Regions from separate parts of the Homo sapiens genome. Here region 1 is linked to region 2. Evidence: read pairs that join two places in POLR2A ChIA-PET (ENCODE). Cell type or tissue: A673. All regions are shown on one strand. Links, peaks and the distances in the headings refer to the core of each region. The heading gives the core; the rest is flanking DNA. Region 1 holds the start of LOC124907907 (a long non-coding RNA gene). Region 2 has its middle 33 kb from the start of CHRNA1.

Region 1 (5,380 bases), core at 191-5,190, 88 kb before region 2:
AAAAAAAACTTTGATGAAAGAAATTGAAGAGGACACAAATATATGAAAAGATATCCCATGTACATGGATTTTATATTTTTTATGTATGTATGTATGTATTTATTTATTATTATTATACTTTAAGTTCTAGAGTACATGTGCACAATGTGCAGGTTTGTTACATATGTATACACGTGCCGTGTTGGTGTGCTGCACCCATTAACTCGTCATTTACATAAGGTATATCTCCTAATGCTATCCCTCCCCGCTTTAATTTTAATTCTTTAATTTAAAGAATTTAAATTTAAAGAATTAATATTGTTAAAATGGCCAACCTACCCAAAGCAATCTACAGATTTAATGCAATCCCTATCAAAATACCAATGACATTCTTCACAGAAACAGAAACAAATCCTGAAATTCATATGAAACCATAAAAGATCCAAAAGAGCAAAAGCAATCCTGAGCAAAAAGAACAAAGCTGAAGGCATATCTGACTTCAAAATATACTGCAAAACTATAGTGACCAAAACTGCATGTACTAGAATAAAAACAGACACATAGACCAATAGAACAGAATAGAGCCCAGAAATAAATTTATGCACTTACACTCAACTCCCATTCAACAAAAGTGCCAAGAACACATACTGGGTAAGAGACATTCTCTTCAATAAATGGTGCTGGGAACATTGGATATCCATGTGCAGAAGGATGAGGGAAGGTGTTAAATTCTTTTCTGGGTTTACTGACTCCTTTTGTGTTTACTCCATTACTTTTCCAAGACCTCATGAGTCCATTATCATGCCTGGGCAACCTAATATTGATGCTGAGGGGTTGCAAGAATGGAGTTTCAGTCTGGCTGATGAGGAGCAAATGTGCTGACTGGTCAGCAGGCAGATCCAAAGGTCTCCTTGCTTCTGCTTTCCTACTGAGACAGATAAATAAGTGCACAGTGGCAGGACTGACCAGGAGTCCCCTCTCTGTGGCCAGGATTTTCTCTCCAGCTAATGAACCGCTGTTATTTTGGGAGCATGATGTTTTATAGATCTTTTTTCTTTTAATGGACAGAGACTAATTCAACCATTTCCCACTGGCATATCTTACAAATGGTCACAGACAAAATGCCCAACCTTTTCATCCAGGTAGGCAGAACTTGGCTACTCTAAATACTATTTACTGTCCCACTCCTGTATAAAGTGTACCAAAATACTGATAGTGCCTTACTCATCTCACCAGTACCCAGGAGGGACTGGAAGAGATGCTGCACTGACTTTTTTCAGCAACCATTTACCAAGCCTGTGCCACATGCTTTGACATTGAGCTGAGTGCTTTATATACATATTTTCATTTAATTCTCATTATAATCCTGTGAGGTAGGTACTGTGATCTCCACTTTACAGACAGAGTAATTAAGATTTACGTGGTTAACTAACCTCTCCAGAGTCTCTTGATAAGTCTGAAGCCAATATACAGGTTCAGTTCTATCGGTGCAGAGACTCAGAGCCTAACTGCTACTCTTTGCTATAGAGAGATTTACCATACCAACCATACCAGATTTACCATACCATACCAAGATAGAATACCAACTCTATATTCATAAATGACCACTTTATTGAATAGTCCTATTCTTTATTTTCTGCACATGCCTTTCACTTCAACCAAACCTAAGCTGCAAGGAGGGCAAGGACAATGTTTAACATTCCCTTATCTCAGCTTTCCATTCTCACTGCAGCAGCTCTCCTAGGGACCCTGCATTCTTGCTTTCCTGTCAATTCTAATTTTCTTTTATTTTTATGTTATTTTAAATTCTAATTTTCTTCTGCTTTATCTTCATTACTTCCTTCCTCCACCTTTTTTTTTTTTTTTTTTTTTGAGACAGAGTCTCACTCTGTCGCCCAGGCTGGAGTGCAGTGGCGCAATCACGGCTCACTGCAAGCTCCGCCTCCCAGGTTCATGCCATTCTCCTGCCTCAGCCTCCCGAGTAGCTGGAACTACAGGCACCCACCACCACGCCCGGCTAATTTTTTTGTATTTTTAGTAGAGAAGGGGTTTCACTGTGTTAGCCAGGATAGTCTCCATCTCTTGAGCTCGTGATCCACCTGCCTCGGCCTCCCAAAGTGCTGGGATTACAGGCATGAGCCGCCGCGCCCGGCCTTTTTTGTTGTTGTTGTTGTTGAGACTGGGTCTCCCTCTGTCGCCCAGGCTGGAGTGCAGAGACATGATCATAGCTTGCGGAAACCTTGAACTCCTGCCCTCAAATGATCCTCCTACCTCAGCCTCCCAAAGCAGTGGGATTATAGGTGTGAGCCACTGCACCTGGCACCTCCTCCACGTTTCTTATTTCCTTTTCCCCACTTTGTTTTGCTTTATTTTATTAGCTTCTTAAGTCACAATCTTATTTTTTCCAGTCCTTTTAAATAAAAGCCTTAACTTATTTAAGTGTATTTTTAGTCCTATTCCACACATTTTGATGCATTATATTCTCATTGTTAACTTTTAAATAGTCCATAGTTTTAGTACTGGTTTTCTTGACCCAAGGATTATTTAGAAGGATCATACCTTAATTTCTAAGTGCTTAGATGGAGGTGGGGGAAGGAACCATCTTGTGTTAATTTTCAATGCTACTATACTATTATATGTGGCCAATACATGTCTAGTTTTTGTTAATTGGACATCTTCTTTGTGGTTGAGTATTTAATCAATTTTTGTAAATGCTCCATGATCTTTTAAAAAAATTGTGTGTATGTCCTATTTGTTGGGTTAAGTCAATAATGATAATGGAAAAATGCTATTCAAATATTCTGTTCCTATTTATTTTTGTCTACTTGATGAAATATTGAAAGCATTTTGTTAGCCTCCCACTATCACGATGAAAAACTTCATTTGTATTTTAAATTTTTAAATTTTATTTATATGTATTTTGTGTGTGTGTGTGTGTGAGACAGAGTCTCACTCCATTACCTAAGGTGGAGTGCAGTGGTGCAATCTCAGCTCACTGCAACCTCCGCCTCCTGGGTCCAGGAGATTCTCGAGCCTCAGCCTCCCAAGTAGCTGGAATTACAGGCACGCAACACCAAGCTGGCTAATTTTTGTATTTTTAGTAGAGCCGGGTTTTGCATGTTGGCTATGCTGGTCTCCAACTTCTGACCTCAAGTGGTCTGCCCACCTTGGCCTCCCAAAGTTCTGGGATTACAGGCGTGAGCCACCATGCCTGGCCTGTATTATTTTATTTGTATTTTTAACAGATTTTTCAGTGCTAGGATACTCAGTGCATAAAGGTTCATTATTGTTAAATCCTCTTGTTGGATTTGTATTTCTTATTCTATGTCTCATTTAGTATTTTTTTTACATTCAATCCTACATTTTTAAATATTAATATTACTGTCCTGATTTTTGTTAGTTAGCATTCACTAACCTATCCCCTTTTCATCCTTTCTGTGTTATTTTGCTATACATATGACTCCTAAAGATGGTATATAGCTAGATTATCTTTTTAAACAATGAGAGTCACTGATTTTATTAGAAGAATTTAACCTAGTCACATTTATTTTTGTTTAACTTATTCCTGCAATTTTATCATGTGTTCAGTTATATTATTTTCTTCCTGTCTTTCCCCTCTTTTCTAGACTTTTTCTGACTGATCATGCTCTTAATTAGTATAGTACCCTCCACCCCAGCTGTGTATGTGTTTTAATATGTAATGGTTTAGAAATCCTACTTAATACTTTTTTCAAGAGATCAAATACATGTGACCTTTCTTCATAAACATCAGAGAACTACATAGTAGGACTCTATTAATTGGTAAAGTCATTCTGTTGTTTTGAGAAATGTAGTGGTAGGTTCATGTTAATAAGAATAATTGTATAAGAGGTTGTAATATTACACAGGCATCAGAAATCTTTCTAAAAGGGTATGCTGCCAGGTATCCATATTCACTCCCCCACCCCCCTCCCTATATGGAGGACAAGCTACAGCTTTCACAAATAATGTGGGTAAGTGTGGGGTAGAGGCAGCAAGGAACCCACTGGCTATGACATAACCAAAAACATCCTGGGGACTGCTTCTACAAATTTTGGACTCTTGAGACATGCAGGCAATCTGGAGATCTACAGAGGTATCTGTAGAAGGGAGGCTCTCAGGGTGGGTTTCCTACTACCTCATTTCCAGTCACTAAAAGCCATCATAACTGAGGAATCTGTTCTAGATTAGGTGATGTCACGAAAAATGTAAACATAATTGCTAAAGAGTTGAGGAGCTCAATTGAGAAAATAATGTTGCTAGACCTGCTGAATGGCTAGAATTCTGAGTTTCCTAATGTCTAATTCAGGAGGCACAGTAGTAAACAAGAATTCACAATCTTTTTTTCTTCTCTTTTAAAAAATGAAGTACTTTTCAATTTTTAAAGCTTTGATATCACTGGAGGGATATGGCGGAAATTCTGGCCATAAAATACAAATATTGTTGTGTGGTTTTTTATGTGTTTGAATGAAAGTTAACACTAAAATTCCTTATTTGATTTTTCATAGAGAAGCCTAGAGTAGAGGGGAAGGAATAGGGATAAAGGTATAGCAAGTAAACCTGTCAGTCACTCGATTTACTGAAATGAAACCTTGGTTTGGACCACGAGAAAGTGTGGTAAAATACCTTAAAAGAGTGTTTCTGTTTTAATATTACATGTTTAAAAAAATCAATTTAGCTTAAACAACCCTTTGAGTTAAATATTATATGTAATTATTCTTATATTACCAATGAGGAGATTAAGGTTCCAAGAATTGAAGAGATTTGTTCAAATAAGTAAATAAGTGATAAAATTGGAATTTGAACCCGTTTCTGACTATAAGTCAAGTGTCATTTCCAGTACACACCATAACTGCCTTCTTGTTGTTCTGTCTCTGAGAGAAATTTAAACCCATGCACACCACATGAGTTGTGCAGCAGGTAACTGTGGCAAGATATGGTCTGTGCTTTACAATGTACGTCAAATGGTCCAGCCAGACCCCAGGGCAATTGTTTCTAAAATGACCCTGAGGGATTTTTGGAGTATTATGTCATGCAAAGCCTCTCCTCATTAACAATCCTGCAAAAGCCAGCAAATGCTGTTTCTGACCCTTGGAACAGCTAAAGGAAGTTGAAAGGTCAAGAAAGTTCTCTTGCTGGTAGACTATACACTGGTACCTTGTTGATACCATTGTGATGTGATCTAAGCCAAAATTCTCAAGCCCTTTGACCAGCTGTCTTCAAAGCTAGAGCCCTACCTAGTGGGGTTATTCTTCTTCGGCATAACACAGGGCCTGATGCCAACAACCAAACTGGCGCTTTCCAACGTTGTGCAACTGAATTCCAAATAATTAGGCCCTATATTCATCTTTGTTGTTGACCAAAACATTGAAAGAAAATGGCA
Region 2 (5,380 bases), core at 310-5,309:
CAGCTTCACTGGCCTCCCGGTCTGTGCCTGCTGCTAGACTCCATCCGGGTTCCACTCACAGTTCTCCTCCCAGGGCTTTTCCCAACCACCCTGCCTCCTGCCTCATTATCCAAGGTGCCACAACCTATTTTACAGATTTCCTTGTTTATTTCCTCTCTGCCCTCTAATGCCATTTAAAAAATTTTATCATTTCTACTTCAGTTTATTATCTATTATGTAAAATAAAATATTTCCTGATTTTGATTTATCGTTATATCCCAAGGACCAAGAATGGCGCCGGGTACGGAGAACACTCAGCATCCTTCCATTTGTGGAAGGAATAAATATTTGTGTATCTATGTAGATCTGTTTTCCCACTTGCTTTGTGATCTGTGTATTTAAAGAGGGGGCAGCTTCTTCACAAGGCATTCTTTCTGGAAACAGAAATGCAATTCTTCTTAAGGAAAAGTGGATCATTAAGATTTCTGAACTAGTTTTGCAACTATATAGAGAAATGTTGGAGTAAAAGTTAATTCCAATGTTAAAATTCTATTCTGTAATTATCATAAAAACATAGACTTTTAAGAGCGTTATTTCTGGATCACACAGTTCCACCAGCACTCTCCCTAGTAGACAGCCTCAGAGGGGCTCAGAGCAGTCGGTGATATGCCGGGGACACCCGAGTCCCAGCCAGGAAGTGCCCAGGGAGGAATGAACCAGACCTATGGGAAGGAACAAGTGAGTCCTGCCAATGCAACCCCTGTCCTCCCTTTAAAAAAAAATGACAATTAAGCTTAATGAAGGTATTTGCAATTGAACCATGGATCTAAAAAGGTAAAAGTGGGGGAAAGTTAAGAGTTTCTAATTATAAGCATCATCTTCCTGAAACTCTCACTTTTACCCTTAATTCAGAAAAGACACGTGGCTCTTAACCTCCTATGTACTTGTGTTGCAGGTGGTGTCTTTGGTGGCTGTTCACCCTTCCACAGTAAACATGCTTGGGAAGCAACTTTGCCAAAAGCCTTCGGACAGTCCAGCGTCAACACCGCAAGCCAAGTGGTAAGGCCCGCGGGGACAGAACCGTCGGACCCTGGTGGCGAATCTGGGATGGATGAATTCGTTGCTGTTGCGGCGGGCGGTGTTGGCAGGAGCGCTAGATTTGCTCGGGTTGGAGTGTGAGATGTTCCCTTCCGCCGAAGGAGCCCATGCAGACAGGGCTAGATGTACCTTCTGCAGCTTCTGCAGCGACTTGAGGCGCGTCGCTGCTAGAGGGTCCTGGTGCCCTCGGCGTGCGTGAGGTGCTGTGTGTCCCTCCCCACCCCCCGTACAATCCTCCCCGTAACTGGGCAGTGGAATCGGTGGGCACTGGAAGGACCCGACGCAGGTGATGGGATGCAGCGCTTCCAGGTGGTGACCCCGGCTGGACGTGCGTGGGTGCGAACTGCCACCCGGGCTGGGGCCAGCTTGCTGCGCCGCTGCCTCCGCAAGCCCTCCCAGCCCGGAGCTGAGTCTGACGAGGATTTCTTACGCGTTCAAGCGAGTGTGGAGCGGCGAGGCAGTGCACTTGCCCCATAGCTCCCGCGCTGGGAAACCCGGAGGGGAGGGGCTGTGGAGGGCGGGAGCCCCGGGCAGTAGGTCTGTGCTTCTTCCTTGGTCCCATTACACGGGAAGGGCAAGGTGACGCCACTCAGCCACGCAGGCCTCGCATTGGTGCCTTCCCTTCCCTAGCCAGGACGCGGCTATTAAACGCTGCTTTTAGCCGATTGTATTTCCTGTCTTTGAATCCGTTTTCTTTCTCCTCTCTGGTTGGTTGGTTCTAGCTCTAAGCCCATCAAAGACTTTAAGGATCCTACACAGAGTGCTGCAGGCTCCCTTTGTCAGAATTGGGGCCCCTAGGAGCTGAGTGCGGCAGGTTTCGCCTGTTCCTGGAGCTCGTAGTCAGGGTCGCTAGTGCACTGCCACTCTGAGGACTGGACGGAGTTCCAGACCTGCCTCCGGGGACCTCCTGCGTGAGGGCGGAGGCCCTTTCATGACCGTGAGATGCTCCGGGCCTTCCTGGTCAGCATGAGCTGCAGCCTCCACGCTGGGGCCTCCTGCCAAGTCCCGGGCTTTGGTGACTTAAGTGCCTTTTGCAGTCTCACCACCCAGGGAAAATTTATAGCGGTGTGGATTGAATTTTTGTTTTAAGTCTGATTGTGTTCTTTAATCTTGCTAAGGGAATCGCTAAGGGTAGCCATTAAATTATTTTGTGTCGTTTAATTTGATTTTCCCATAGGTACCCAATAGGACAGCTTAGGATGAGAGCACTCTTTAAAAACAAACAACTGGCTGGGCGCGGTGGCTCACGCCTGTAGTCCCAGCACTTTGGGAGGCCAAGGCGGGTGGATCGCCCGAGATCAGGAGTTCCAGACCAGCCTGGAACAACATATAGTGAAACCCCGTCTCTACTAAAAAATACAAAAATTAGCTGGGCTTGGTGGCGCATGCCTGTAGTCCCAGCTACTTGGGACACTGAGGCAGGAGAATCGCTTGAACCCGGGAGGTGGAGGTTGCAGTAAGCCAAGATAGTGCCACTCTACTCCAGCCTGGGCAACAGAGCGAGATTCCGTCTCTCAAAAAAAAAAAAAAAAAAAAAAAAAACAACAACAACAATAAAACCCTTTTAGATACAAAAGTCCAAATTTTTAGAAGTATACCTATTTCAATTGTGACTCAAAACCAACAAGCCTTTTCATGGCTTAAAACCAAGAAGCCTTTTATCACTTAACCATGGGCTCAAGAAGTGCCTCCAAGAGAGGGTGCAAAAGCACACTGTCCGCCTTGGCATCCAAATTGCTCCGAATATCCTAAGAACGGCCAGACCTTTTTAAAAACAAGGCAATGAAGTTGAGACAATTAAGACAAACTCCCCTAAGAGCTGGCACAGTGGGACAAAGAGATACTTTGGTTCTGGACTCCTAGCCAGTTGGCTAGCCGCCTGAAGCAAGCCTGACAACGTGCGACTTCTGCTGGCAAAGACCACAGAGAATATCCTCACTGGTTCCCGAGCTAAGCTCTCAAGACATAAAACAAGATGAAGGCCAAATCTTATGATTTTCCTCCTTATGACAAACTACACAAAAGACAGAGACAAGGAAAACAAGGACCATTCCTGGGAGGCTGTGATCTATAACCAATGGGTACTCAGAACCAAATTCACAAGAGTCACAATTTGAAAAATTAATTCTTATAAATGTTTTCTCCTACCAATCTGAATTGGAAAGGAAAAGACGACGAACAATGTTTACCTCCCTTTCTCGAATGGCCACTACAGACAGAGATCTAAGAGCTGACTGGGTGAGATTTCCTACTTTCTACCATCTTTTGTCAGTCTTCCCAGTCCCATCTCCAAGCTGCAGAGCTAGTGGGCATCCCTGCCTTTTAGGGTCCCTCCCTTGTCACCAGAAACTGTAGGGGAGGCAGAACTGCACCTCCATCCCCTTGGGGTCCTGGCTGGACTCAAGAATTAAATTGATATAAGATAGATCAACAGAAGAAAAACATACAAATTCACTTAATACAAGTTTTATGTGGCACAGGAGCCCTCATACGGAAATGAAATCCCAAAGAAGCCGTTAGAATCTGTTACTTATGTACTGAATTGGACAAAGCATAGTAAGTTGTGAAAATGAGGAAAGACAAAGGGACTTGGGCGAGGGAGCTAATTGGGTAGACATGTGTTCGGGAAGATGGTATAACAAGGTTTGTTTGTAAAGAATTTCTCCAGCCTCAGTTTTCCGTCCTTGATGATAGGAAGGTTGCGTCTGGCAGCAGAATCTTTGTCTGGGGGGAGCTGCTGTGCAAACCACCCCCTACCGAATTTCTCCTCTCCCGCTTTCTTATTGCAGGTAGTACTCCGTTCACGCCCAGCTGTCCTGTAGAATGGCAGCCTAAATGTGAACAAAAGCTATACCCCCTTCCTTTGATGCCTTTAGTCCAACTAAAAGAGGCTACAAGTTTCCAAATGAACTTTGCATTACAAACATGAAGATGTGAAAGTGAACAGAGGGAAGATGAGGGCAGGCCAACCCCAAGGGCCAAGGCTGCTGCTTATCTTCTCCTGAAGCCCCTTCCTCTCCTGACCTCTATGGAGAAGCCCCCCTAAAGTTCCTTTCTCTACCCCCAGGGCTAGGTTACAGCCACCTCCTAGGTAGACAGTGGGAGACTACAGAACCACAGGCCCCTCCAAATACCCTTGGCCTTGACAGGACTGCGACTGCCTGCCCACTGTCACTCCACCTGAAGTCGGGGATCACCCCCGTCTTCCCTCTGGGTTCCATGCCCTGCCCTGTTCCCGTTCTTGCCGCATCAGCACTGTTCCTTAGTTGACAAAAACCTCCCTATGCTTCTGGACACCTCCTGCCCCCAGTTAAGCCAGGATAAGCTCTGCCCAACTCTGGCCTGAAGTGTCTCTCCCCATCCTGCAGCCTCTCGTGAAAATGTCTATTACTCCCCAGACCGCACTCAGCACAAGCACGAACCTTCCCGTTTATTCCCACAAGTGCTGTGCCTGCTGGTGGAAGCATTTCTCTCCCTTTCTCAGACAGTTTAGGGCAGAACCATCCTTGCACAATCTCCTTCTAGTCTCCATTTTGGTTGTATCTTACAAAATCATAGCTCAGCTTCTTTTTTATTTAACATTAAAGCGGAAGAGTAAGTCTGGTGTCACTTTACACATCCTCGGGGCAGGGAGAGTTGTTGGGTCCCCTTCTGTCACTAGGAGCATGGAATCCCCAGAAAGGTGACCTGCTATCAAACCTGGACAAAATTACCTTGAGGAAAAAGATAAAATAGACTTAATTTTCCAGACAGATAAGGATAAAAATTTTTCCAACTGGCAACAAGATTACCAATGAACCCTTCTCTCAGAAACTATGTAAGGAAGACAAATTAGAGAAACAAATTTGCTACTCGTCTGTCCAAATATATGTTGCACTCTGTACAAACCTCACCATGGAAGAAATCAAGTGTGTGAAAGCCTGCAGCGCCAGCCAATCTGAGACAGGAGGGCCCTGGGGCCTGGACATATCTCAGCTCTAATTTTTAAAGAAAACATGTAGGTTTTTTTTTTTCTGATCAATAAGCTCTGGAAGTTTTTTCTGATATAACTTTTCCCCCTTTAACAGTTTTATTGAGATATAATTCACGTACCATACATTTTAAAATATACAACTCAATGGTTTTTAGCATCCATCACAAAATCAACTTCAGAACATTTTCACCCCCACCCTTCACATTTCTGTATCCTTTAGCTATCACCAACAACATTCCCAAGCCTAGATAACCAATAGTCTCCTTGCCACTTTGATATATTTGCCTATTCTGGACATCCTACATAAAGGGAATTACACAATATGTGGCC

Evidence for each region. Peaks named below come from ENCODE experiments on the same cell type or tissue, not always from the same donor. Only the 100,000 strongest peaks of a DNase experiment are listed, where the experiment ranks them.
Region 1: POLR2A ChIA-PET joins it to region 2 with 10 read pairs; 2 of 35 experiments call an interaction of 5 or more read pairs at or near these places.

The regions. Positions count from the first base shown.
Region 1 is chr2:174,640,514-174,645,893 of GRCh38, forward strand. It overlaps LOC124907907 (a long non-coding RNA gene), which reads left to right and starts at 1,764. Exons shown (of 2, transcript XR_007087310.1): 1 at 1,764-5,380. It also overlaps a transcript of WIPF1 not described here. In A673, for the core only: no CTCF peak of the experiment used is centred there; no DNase peak of the experiment used is centred there.
Region 2 is chr2:174,728,787-174,734,166 of GRCh38, forward strand. No RefSeq gene overlaps it. Among named protein-coding and RNA genes, the nearest start is that of CHRNA1, 33 kb to the right of the region's middle. RefSeq lists an enhancer at 1,037-1,776 and a silencer at 1,375-1,669. In A673, for the core only: no CTCF peak of the experiment used is centred there; no DNase peak of the experiment used is centred there; H3K4me3 peaks cover 709 bases; H3K27me3 peaks cover 4,281 bases.